Linked DNA regions of Homo sapiens: region 2 is linked to region 1. The links are chromatin loops, found by intact Hi-C in ENCODE. Cell type or tissue: OCI-LY7. All regions are shown on one strand. Links, peaks and the distances in the headings refer to the core of each region. The heading gives the core; the rest is flanking DNA. Region 1 has its middle 270 kb from the start of MIR572. Region 2 has its middle 15 kb from the start of LINC02498.

Evidence for each region. A loop is a pair of places that touch in the nucleus more often than their neighbours do. Peaks named below come from ENCODE experiments on the same cell type or tissue, not always from the same donor. Only the 100,000 strongest peaks of a DNase experiment are listed, where the experiment ranks them.
Region 2: it touches region 1 in a loop (2.9-fold over the local background); 1 of 110 quality-filtered maps calls a loop at or near these places.

What each region holds. Positions count from the first base shown.
Region 1 is chr4:11,097,185-11,102,571 of GRCh38, forward strand. No RefSeq gene overlaps it. Among named protein-coding and RNA genes, the nearest start is that of MIR572, 270 kb to the right of the region's middle. In OCI-LY7, for the core only: no CTCF peak of the experiment used is centred there; DNase peaks (open chromatin) are centred at 1,477 and 3,047; H3K27ac peaks cover 1,101 bases.
Region 2 is chr4:10,720,055-10,725,441 of GRCh38, forward strand. It overlaps a transcript of CLNK not described here. Among named protein-coding and RNA genes, the nearest start is that of LINC02498, 15 kb to the right of the region's middle. In OCI-LY7, for the core only: no CTCF peak of the experiment used is centred there; a DNase peak (open chromatin) is centred at 3,097; H3K4me3 peaks cover 1,600 bases; H3K27ac peaks cover 451 bases.

The DNA of each region.
Region 1 (5,387 bases), core at 86-5,085:
CCAGCCTGACCAACATGGAGAAACCCTGTCTCGTCTAAAAATACAAAATTAGCCAGGCGTGGTGGGACATGCCTGTAATCCCAGCTACTCAGGAGGCTGAGACAGGAGAATCGCTTGAACCCAGGAGGCGGTGGTTGCGGTGAGCCAAGATCATGCCATTGCACTCCAGCCTGGACAACAAGAGCAAAACTCCATCTAAAAAAAAAAAAAAAAAAAAAAAGAATCTTCCATGCATGCATAGAGAATTAATGCTAACCACAAATCATCTAATGAAGTTGTTACTTTATTGATAAAATAGTGGCTGATAGAGGTAACATGTCCAAGGTGAGTTAGACTTAAAGATACACCTAACACTATTTCTCAATTTCTTAAACAATTTTCCTTTCTACTGTATGATATTGTCAGATACTCTCAGCCCATGGTTTTATTTTCCCTGAGCTTTCTGTACACAATTTTAATAACAAGGAGTTAAAGATAGGAACATTTGCTGGAGGTGAGATTATCACAGCAAACAACACTTTGTAGGAAACAGATTGATGCCTGTGCTTGTGGGCAGAAGTCTAAAAGTAGTCCAGCTGGATTGCTGAATTGAGAATCTTTTAATATATTTAAAAGAAAATTTTCTGTTGGAAGCTGAATACTGTATATTGTGAGCTTGAAGAGAGTCTGGGTCTTGAACAAAGGAGTGAACTTACAATCACAAAACACATGGGCCTGAGCTGTTTCTATGTATATGTACATCATTGACGGGATGAAAGAAAGAAATTCCAATCCATGCATGAGCAAATTCATTCCGTAAGTGAACATCTACTAAGCACTCCCTATATGTCACACACAATGCTAAAGTAATTAGAGTAACAAACAACTCTTGTTTTTTTTCTATTGAAGGTCCCTTTTCTGCTTCTTTTGGTCCCACTCAATACCTTTCTTTGGCCCCCTGCCCCACTCTGTGTGGTTTGTTTGTGGCTGATAATCAGAGTACTCTATAGCTGTTGGGGTGGGCAGATCTCTCTCCCAGAACTGCCCCCAACAATCTTAGCTTATCCATGTAACTAGCGAGTGCCCTCAGGGGTCAGCATTGAGACCCAGTCCTGACCAATCAGAATCTCCCCTGGGAATTTATATATGATCACTGAGAATTTATATATGATCACATGTTCTTTCTTTTCTTTTATGTCATAAAATACAAGAATGTAATCCCAGAACATCATGCCACCACTACTTAGCAAAAGCCCATTTAAACTGTATGTGAATAAGGCCAGTCCTCAGAGAAGAGTGGTGCCAGAGTCAAATGATGTCAAGTCCTAGAAATTGGAGTCACTGGATGGAGTTACACCTGAGATCAGCACAACCCAGTGCTTCCCACTCGAGTGAATCAAAACTCTCTTTTCAGTGCTTCAGTGATTCTGAAAGCTGTTATTCCCATGAGAAAGTGTTCTGACTAAAGCAGAAATACAACAGATTTGTAGTGAGCCCCCACTCTGTGCCAGGTGTATACTGAGGGAGGAGCTATAGAGATGAGTACGGTGCATGCTCCCATCTTTGACGATGTCAAATCTGTTTGGGGGGATGTGCATGCAAATTATACTGTGAATGCTGTAGGGTAATAACAAGAATAGAAGTTAAGTGCCTGGCACACTGAAAAGACAAAGAATGGGTCAGGAAAATCTTCAAGATCTGGAGACACCAGTGCATGTTCTCCAACAATGAATAGTTTATTGCTCTGAAGCAAAAGTTGGGAGCAAATGGTTTCCATACAGAAGATGAGTATCTGCAAAATATGGGGTTTTAAAGTAGCTTGGCAGATCTGGGGACCCCTTAGAGGGTTGGTATTGTTGTGTGGGTTGGGGTTGTCACTGGAAATGAAATGAAAGATGCAGAGAGATGCCAAATGGTGGAGTGCCTTGATGGACACTAGCCTTCCACATTGAGGACACATGGATGTATTGCTTGTTGGAAAATTATGAGCAGACTCAGATAAATGATACAAGTGCGGTAAAGAATGTCAGATGTAAATCTGTACAGACCATGATCAAAGCAGACATCTCTGCTATGTTTGCCAACTAAAGGGAAAACTCTCCTGTCCATGAATCAAGTCTCCAAAAAAGGCACCTCATTTCCCACGATACTTACTGATCTTGGAGATCACATCAGAAAATTTTTATCAACCTGCCATTACCATTCAAAGGAAAATTTCCCGGTTACACTTTCATCCTGTAGGTCTAGGCAGGCCTTGAGCTTGTCAAAAGTTTATTCCTACAACTACTCCTCATTCAGGAGGAAATGTTTATGTGAGGTCTATGGAATCTATCAGCTTTGTTATTTGATATTTAGGAGACTTAAGTTGCTGAAGAGGTGGAGCTGTTTCCTGCTTATCTCGGAATCTCAATACTTTAGTAGATACACAGTGAATGTTTGCTGAATGGAATTGTTGGGTATCTACCTTCCCCACCATGAGAATACCTAGAGTGGAAAATGTATACCTTCAATTTCTTGAAAGTCTTGATGTGTTATTTTGCTATTAATTATCCAGCAATCAGAGGTCTGGGTTTAATATTTTAAGAAGGAGAATTTTAATGAGAAATGAAGTGTAAATATTTATGTCCAAAAATAACATAGCAGCAATTAATAGGATCTCCAGCCTCTGAGTGTCAGAGTTTCTAGGCATTATTTTCTCTAATTATATTCTCTAGCTGGCATCCGTAGGCACAATCTATTTCTACCTCTCCTTTTGCATGGCCTCATTTTTATAAGTATAAAAGTTCAAGAATAAATATAGGGTCCAAATCAGACTGCAAGAATTAATCTAGCATAAACATGCTGAATCTGTATGAGAAAGTCTATTATATTATCCATTTTTAAAGACTGGCTCTTTGTGCAAACCTGCTATCACTTTCTATGTATAATTGCCTAAGCAGGTATTCATCTTCTCAAACATCTGCTAACACTGGCAGGCCCCAAAATAAACTTCCACATTAGCAAGTTGCACTTGAAAAAAAAATGTATCCGGAAACATCTGCTGAGCTATTTTCTGTTTTCTTCCTCCCTCCCTCCCAGGTTTATTGAAGTGGAGTGAGGTGTAAGTTGCAGCTTGAGATTTCAATCTCAAGAAGGGGAAGCTCTGAAGGGAAACAGCTACTTGGCAGAGATAAAATAAGGGTTAGAAAAATCTCAAGAGAGTCCAGGCACAGTGGCTCACACCTGTAAACCCAGCACTTTGGGAGGCCAAGATGGGCAGATCACCTGAGGTCAGGAGTTCGAGACCAGCCTGGCCAACATAGTGAAACCGCGCCTCTACTAAAAGTACAAAAATTAGCCGGTGTGGTGGCACGCACCTGTAATCCCAAGTACTCAGGAGGCTGAGGCAGGAGAATCGCTTGAACCTGGGAGGTGGAAGTTGCAGTGAGCTGAGATGGCACCATTGCACTGTAGCCTGGGCAACGGAGCAAGACTCTGTCTAAAAAAATAAAATAAAATCTCAAGGGAAGGAAATGAGGTATGGGGTAAGATGGAAACTGTAGGGGAGTGGACATAACTCTGGGAGTATATGGTACAGTGCCAAGTTCAAATCCCTCCTCTGTCTCTCTTTACTTGGATAGTTTTGGGCAAACAGGTTCACTGTGAACCATACATTGCCTTTTTAAATGACTGTAGTAATGCCAGTCTCAGAAACATATTGTGCCATACACAGAATGATATATGTAAACCTATTCAGTACATAGTAACATTCAATATAAATGAATCAAATCCACTTTTGACAGACAAATTACTAGGACAGGAGAAATAATCTGTGAATGGAGATTCTCCTTCTGAAATCTCAGTGATGTCTGGTTTATAGTCACTCGAAATGTCCTCTGGCTGTTGTTACTTACATTCCAACTCATGAGAGAAAGCCAAACAAAGGTGAGAACACATGAAAGAAATTAACATTACCACCCACCACCTCATTCAAGGCCAAGTCCATTCTTCCTTCTTTAAGATGGAAAGTTCGTGAAAGAAAAAATGACTGTTGGGAGGCCAATGTGGGTGGATCACCTGAGGTCGGGAGTTCGAGACCAGCCTGTCCAACATGGAGAACCACTGTCTGTACTAAAAACATACAAAATTTAGCTGGGCCTGGTGGTGCATGCCTGTAATCCCAGCTACTTGGGAGGCTGAGGCAGGATAATCGCTTGAACCCGGGAGGCAGAGGTTGCAGTGAGCTGAGATTGCACCATTGCACTCCAGCCTGGGCAACAAGAGTGAAACTCCATCTCAAAAAAAAAAAAAAAAAAAAAAAGACTGAATTTTACTTGTTTGTTTGTTTTCCCATTAGCTTTAACACAGGGCCCTGAGCAAACAGCAGACGCCCAGGAAAGCACATTGAACTTAACGCAATTGGATGAGAGTAGGAAATAGAAGATGATGCACGCTTCCAGTGTTGGCCTTTCCTATCAGTGCATGTCTTCTGGACAGCTTGGGAAATTCTAGCAATTTTGAGTCCTTGCCTACTCACAAAGCCCTTTATCTTCCAACCCAGATTCTTTCTAAAATGCAGTTCACTTTGGGAGAAATTTTCAGGACCTTTTTTGTTGTTTCCTTTTTAAATTTCAGATATTACCTCTTCCGGGGAGATTCCCTCAGACATCCAGTCTCACTTCTGTACTTTTCTACTACATTTTTCATCTCTGGATATATTAGTTAAGATGGCACTAGTTGTTTAATGTTGACAGTGGGGTGTTAAAATCTCCCATTATTATTGTGTGGGAGTCTAAGTCTCTTTGTAGGTCTCTAAGGACTTGCTTTATGAATCTGGGTGCTCCTCTATTGGGTGTATATATATTTAGGATAGTTAGCACTTCTTGTTGAATTGATCCCTTTACCATTATGTAATGGCCTTCTTTGTCTCTTTTGATCTTTGTTGGTTTAAAGTCTGTTTTATCAGAGACTAGGATTGCAACCCCTGCTTTTTTTTTGTTTTCCATCTGCTTTGTAGGTATCCAGGAACTGAACTCAGCTCTGCACCAAGCGGACCTAATAGACATCTACAGAACTCTCCACCCCAAATCAACAGAATATACATTCTTCTCAGCACCACATCGCACTTATTCCAAAATTGATCACATAGTTGGAAGTAATGCAATCCTCAGCAAATGTAAAAGAACAGAAATTATAACAAACTCTCTCTCAGACCACAGTACAATCAAACTAGAACTCAGGATTAAGAAACTCACTCAAAACCGCTCAACTACATGGAAACTGAACAACCTGCTCCTGAATGACTACTGGGTACATAACGAAATGAAGGCAGAAATAAAGATGTTCTTTGAAACCAGTGAGAACAAAGACACAACATACCAGAATCTCTGGGACACATTTAAAGCAGTGTGTAGAGGGAAATTTATAAA
Region 2 (5,387 bases), core at 190-5,189, 380 kb before region 1:
ACAATGCTGAGAGGGAAATTTAGAGCACTAACTGCAAATGTTAAAAAAATGAAGTCTGAAACCAATAATCTAAGATCCTACTTCAAGAACCTAGAAAAAAATAGCAAAATAAATCCAAAGGAAGCCGAGAGAAGAAAACAATACAGAACAGAAACAAATCAAAACACAAAATATATTACAGAAAAAAAATCAATGAAACAAAGTTGTTTGTTTAAAAAGATCAATAAAATTTACAAGTTTCTCTGAAAAGGCTGACAAAAAACGAACACAAATTACCATGACTAGGAATGAAAGATTACTAGGAACATCACTACAAATTATTTAAAGACTTCTCAAAACCCGATGAAAAAAATTAAATTAGAAAGTAGGCTAGAGATACGAACAGATATTTCGGAAGAGGATACGCAGATGACAAATGAGCGCATGAAATGTTCAACATCATTAGGTATTAAGATAATGAAAATTAAAAAACTGCAATGAGTTATCCCTACATACCTATTAGAATGACTTTAAAAACCTCCGCAAAACGTGTACCATTTACTTTCTACTGTACTATGAAAACGTAATGAGGTACAGAAAAACCACAAGAGAGATGAAAATAAAGAACTGAACAAAAATGCATACAAAAAAAAATAGTGACACCACCAAATGCTGACAAGGATATGTTGAAAATGGATCACACATACATTGCTGATGGGAATGTAAAATTGTACGGGGACGCTGGAAAACAGCTTGACAGTTTCTTAAAAAAATAACAACTAACAATTGCACTCCTGGGCATTTATCCCAGAGAAATGAAAGCTTATGTTCACACAAAAATTGGTACACAAATTAATTATAATATTAAAAACTGGAAACAATGCAAGTGTCCTTCAGTGGCTGAATGATTAAATAAACTGGTACATTTGTATCATCACATACTACTCAACAATACAAAGGAATGAATTGTTAATACATACACAACTTGGGGGACTTTCCAGAGAATTATGTTGAGTGAAAAAGTCAATCAAGAAAAATTACTTATATATGATTCCATTAATATAATATTTTGGAAATGAGAAAATTATAGGAATGGAGAACAGACAGGTGGTTGCCAGGGACTGAGGAGGGAGGTGGGGGCTCTGAGGAGGGAGTTGGGGGCTGGAGGGAACTGGGTGTGGCTATAGAAGGGCTGCATCCTGGTGATGATGGAAAAGTTCTGTATCTTGACTGTATCGACTGCATGCCCTGATGGTGATATCGTATAATAGTTTTGAAAGGACTACCACTGGGGGAAAATGGGTAAAGGGCACACAGAGATCTTTGCTTTATTTCTTAAAACTGCATGAGACTCTACAATCATCTGAAATTTTAAAAGTTTATTGAAAAATTAAAAAGGAACACATTGACATAATTCTCTCCCCAAGAATATGGGCTACTTCTGAGTCATGTTGTAGTGGAAAGAAGTGTAGAGAACATATGGTATGTGTAGGTAAAATCTACACTCCTTATAGGGAAAGATAGGGTAGAATATTGATACATTTTCTTCTTTTGTTCATTTGCTGATGAAGTCAATTTGTCCACACATTTATATTTTCATACATTCATTCATTTATAAACTTATTAATTCACTTGTTTGCTTTATCTTTCATTTAAACAGTAATTATCGAGTTGTATGTTAGGCGTTGTACTAAGCACCAGGAGAGGGAGAAGGAGCACGGCATGACCTCTGCATTTAGAGAGCTCACATTTATTTACACATTCATCAAGCAAGTACCAATCCAACCAAACAACCAAGGTTGACAGGTGCATATTGTATTGCCAAAGCCTGACATACTGCTTGGCATAAAAATATGAATAAACAGCCAGGCAGTGGCTCATGCCTGTAATCCCAGCACTTTTAGAGGACAAGGCTGGCAGATCACTTGAGGTCAGGAGTTTGAGACCATCGTGGGAAGCATAGTGAGACCCCATCTCTACAAAAAATACAATTAGCCAGGCAAGGTGGCATACGACTGTAATCCCGGCTACTCGGGAGGCTGAAGTGGGAGGATTGTTTGAGTCCCGGAAATGGAGGTTGCAGTGAGCCCTGATCATGCCACTGCATTCCAGATTGAGCGAGAGAGACCCTGTCTCAAAAATAAGTAAATAAATATGATAAGGTAAACATGCAAGAGGAAAGGAGGGAGAGCAACTCACCAATTTGGTGAAGAAGGATGTACCAAGTCACAGATTCAATGGGATTGAATTTTGATGACCCCCAGTATAAAATCCAAGCTCCTAAGCTCCTAAATATGAAACACAAGGCTCTCACCAACATGGCTCCAACATCCCCTTCCAGCCCCATCTCCCGCTAGCTCAGCTGGGCTTTATGTGCTTTCCATTTTCTCTGCGTGTGTTCCTGCTGTTTCCTCCACAAGAATGTCCTTTCTCCACTTGTCAACCTAGTGACCCACTATTATGCAGCTTTCGATAACTCTGTTTCTCCATAGCAGGGGGTGAATGACCTGCTCTTCTCTGCTCTCATAATGTTACCAGTTGAGGGTGTCCAGGTTTTTGGCATTCTTAACAAAGAATTACACAAAACACACAAACAAAGCAAGTAAAGAAGGAAGCAACAAAAGCAGATTTATTGAGATCTGCTATTGTACACTCCACAGGGTGGGAGTGGGCCCAAGCAAACAGCTCAAGAGCACCATTACAAAATTTTCTGGGGTTTCAATACTCTCTAGACGGCAGGGCGTGGTGGCTCACGCCTGTTATTCCAGCACTTTGGGAGGCCGAGGCGGGTGGATCACCTAAGGTCAGGAGTTCGAGACCAGCCTGGCCAGCATGGCAAAACACCGTCTCTACTAAAAATACAAAAATTAGGCAGGTGTGGTGGTGCATACCTGTGATCCTAGATACTTGGGAGGCTGAGGCACAATAATTGCTTGAACCCGGGAGGTTGCAGTTAGCTGAGATCACACCACTGCACTCCAGCCTGGGAGACAGAGCGAGACTCTGTATTAAAAAAAAAAACAACCCCTCTAGACATTTCCTATTGGTTACTTGGTGTATGCTGTATGTAAATGAAGAGGGTATAGTGAGGTTACAAAGTTCTTTACTTGGTATACAGGCTACATGCAAATGAAGAGGATGTTTCCTGTCATAGCTGCAGTGAAGTTACAAAGTTATTTACTTGGGCATAGAAAGTTGGGGGTTTTCCCTTTGATTTAGTTCCAGGAAGTGCTTACGATCCGTGCTTCCAGACCCTATTCTCTTGCCTCAGTAACACTTATGTATACATTTGGTTCAGGTTCTAATTATGCTAGTGGAGTATATTAAGAAGTTTAGGGATCAAATGGATAAAGACTAAATTCTACTTTTCCCACTTAATAATCCTTTTAACTCAGAGGAACTTGTGGGTCTCTCTGAATCTCTCTCTCCTTAAGACTTTATGGATATGAATAGGCTCTTGTCTCAGAAGTGATGTGTGGATTAAGAGAAATAACACTAAGAAAGTGTTTGGGAAACTGCCTGGAATGTAGGTAGCCTTGAGGAAATGCTGGCTCTTATGGTATTATGGGAAATCATTTTTGCGTTTCTATCCACTTCTTTGAGGCAGGGACTATTTCTTGTTCATTGAGACCCTTGTGCGGTAATAACAACATTATTAGTAATAATCATGCCTACCCCACACCATATTACTTAACTGTACATAGTAGATAACACAGGTTTGTTGAAACAGCTTGTTCGGGAATAACTAGATTGCAGGATTTCTTGTGTCTCTTCCAGTTAGATCACATTAATCTGTGTTCACTGAAATGCTAGTGCTCCCTGGAGAGGTCTGAGAATAACACAGGAGTCAGAGAGAGAGAGAGAGAGAGAGAGAGAGAGAGAGAGAAGGCAGGGCAGCGTGGCTTTGGTAACTTTTATGTGTGGGTGGGATATATGAGTTTGCCCAGGGATTAATAAGCAGCTATTTGAGCAGGAAGTTCTTCCTTGTCAAGAGCATAAGATGCTTTGCGCGATATTTCAGACCAAGAGTCGACGGGGTTGGGGGATGCTCTCAGCATAAGTCCTTATTATTGGACTAAAGGAACTGTATAAGGGCTTATACATTACTATATATTTAATATTTATACATATTTAACATTATACAAATATAATGTATGTATGCACACAACACAGTCCCATCTTTGATCTTTGTTTCACCGTTTCATCTGCCCAGGATGCTTTCTGCTGGATACCTGCATGGATAACTCCCTCGCCTCCTCCTTCAAGTTGTTGCTCACATGTCCCGCTCTTGAAGAGGCTTATCCTGCCATCCTATGTAATTCTACAACCCGTCTTCCCTATGCTCAGAATTTGAATCCTTCTCATCCTTCTCTACCTTTTCCTGTTGTTATAGCTTAAGTCATTTTCTGGAATACTATACGCCACTCTTGATATTACATTTTTAGTTAGTTTTTTTTTTTCGTTGCCTATTATAATGTAAGTCCAGTGAGGGCAGAAAGTTCTTTCTGTTTTGTCCACTGCTGTATGGTAAGGGCTTAGAACAATGGACAGCAACCCTGTATGTGTCCAAGGTCGTGTGAATAAAAGAATAAATCAGATGGGGCTTTAGAGAGGAAACAGCTCTTAGGAAGAAGAGAGGAATGAATGAATGAATTTATTTTACGGCAAACACTGCCAGATAAGAAGAGATGGATTTGCTTAGAGATCATCCATAAAAAGCAGGAGCAGGTACAGCCTGGGGCTCATGTTGTCCCATTGTTTTATTGCTAATCCCCTATCCCCTTTGTGGGAAGGGAACTTCCCCTTCTCCTAGTGATCCAGCAGACCTCAGAGGAGGCTTAGTGACGGGAGAGAAGAGAAAGCCTATTTAATCTCAATTATCTGAGACTGAAAAATTCAAAGACCTAAGAGGGCAGTGGTGGAAGAACTTATTTGTGAGGCAGGGAAGAGGGCGGAGTCACGGACACCTGTGAAGAAGGGGTGAGGAGGAGAGGCCTGTGGGTTTGTCTCTGACCTTCTATCAGTTGAGCTCACAGTCTGTTTTCCTTGCGAAGGAGAGGGCCCAGGAGACTAGAAAAGGTGCATAATGCCTCCCCAGGTCCCATAGCACCGTAGGGATAGAACTGTTTAACCAGGGGTTGCTCACTGTAGCCCGCGGGGTGAGATGTGCCTTTAAAAGGTCACTCGATTTAATGCCTTGACTGGAGCACACCCTTTCCACTCTGCCAGGGTCCCCTCTCCTCTGGCTTTGCACCAGGCCAGGGCTCACATCTTTGCATTATCATTTGTTATGTGTACCAGATGGCCTGGGCCCTAGCCTTCATTTGGGTGGAGTGTGAATTCTAGGTAAAGAAGTGTGGGCAAGATATTTTCTGGAACTGGAAGCGGAGGGCACCCACCCCTCCCTA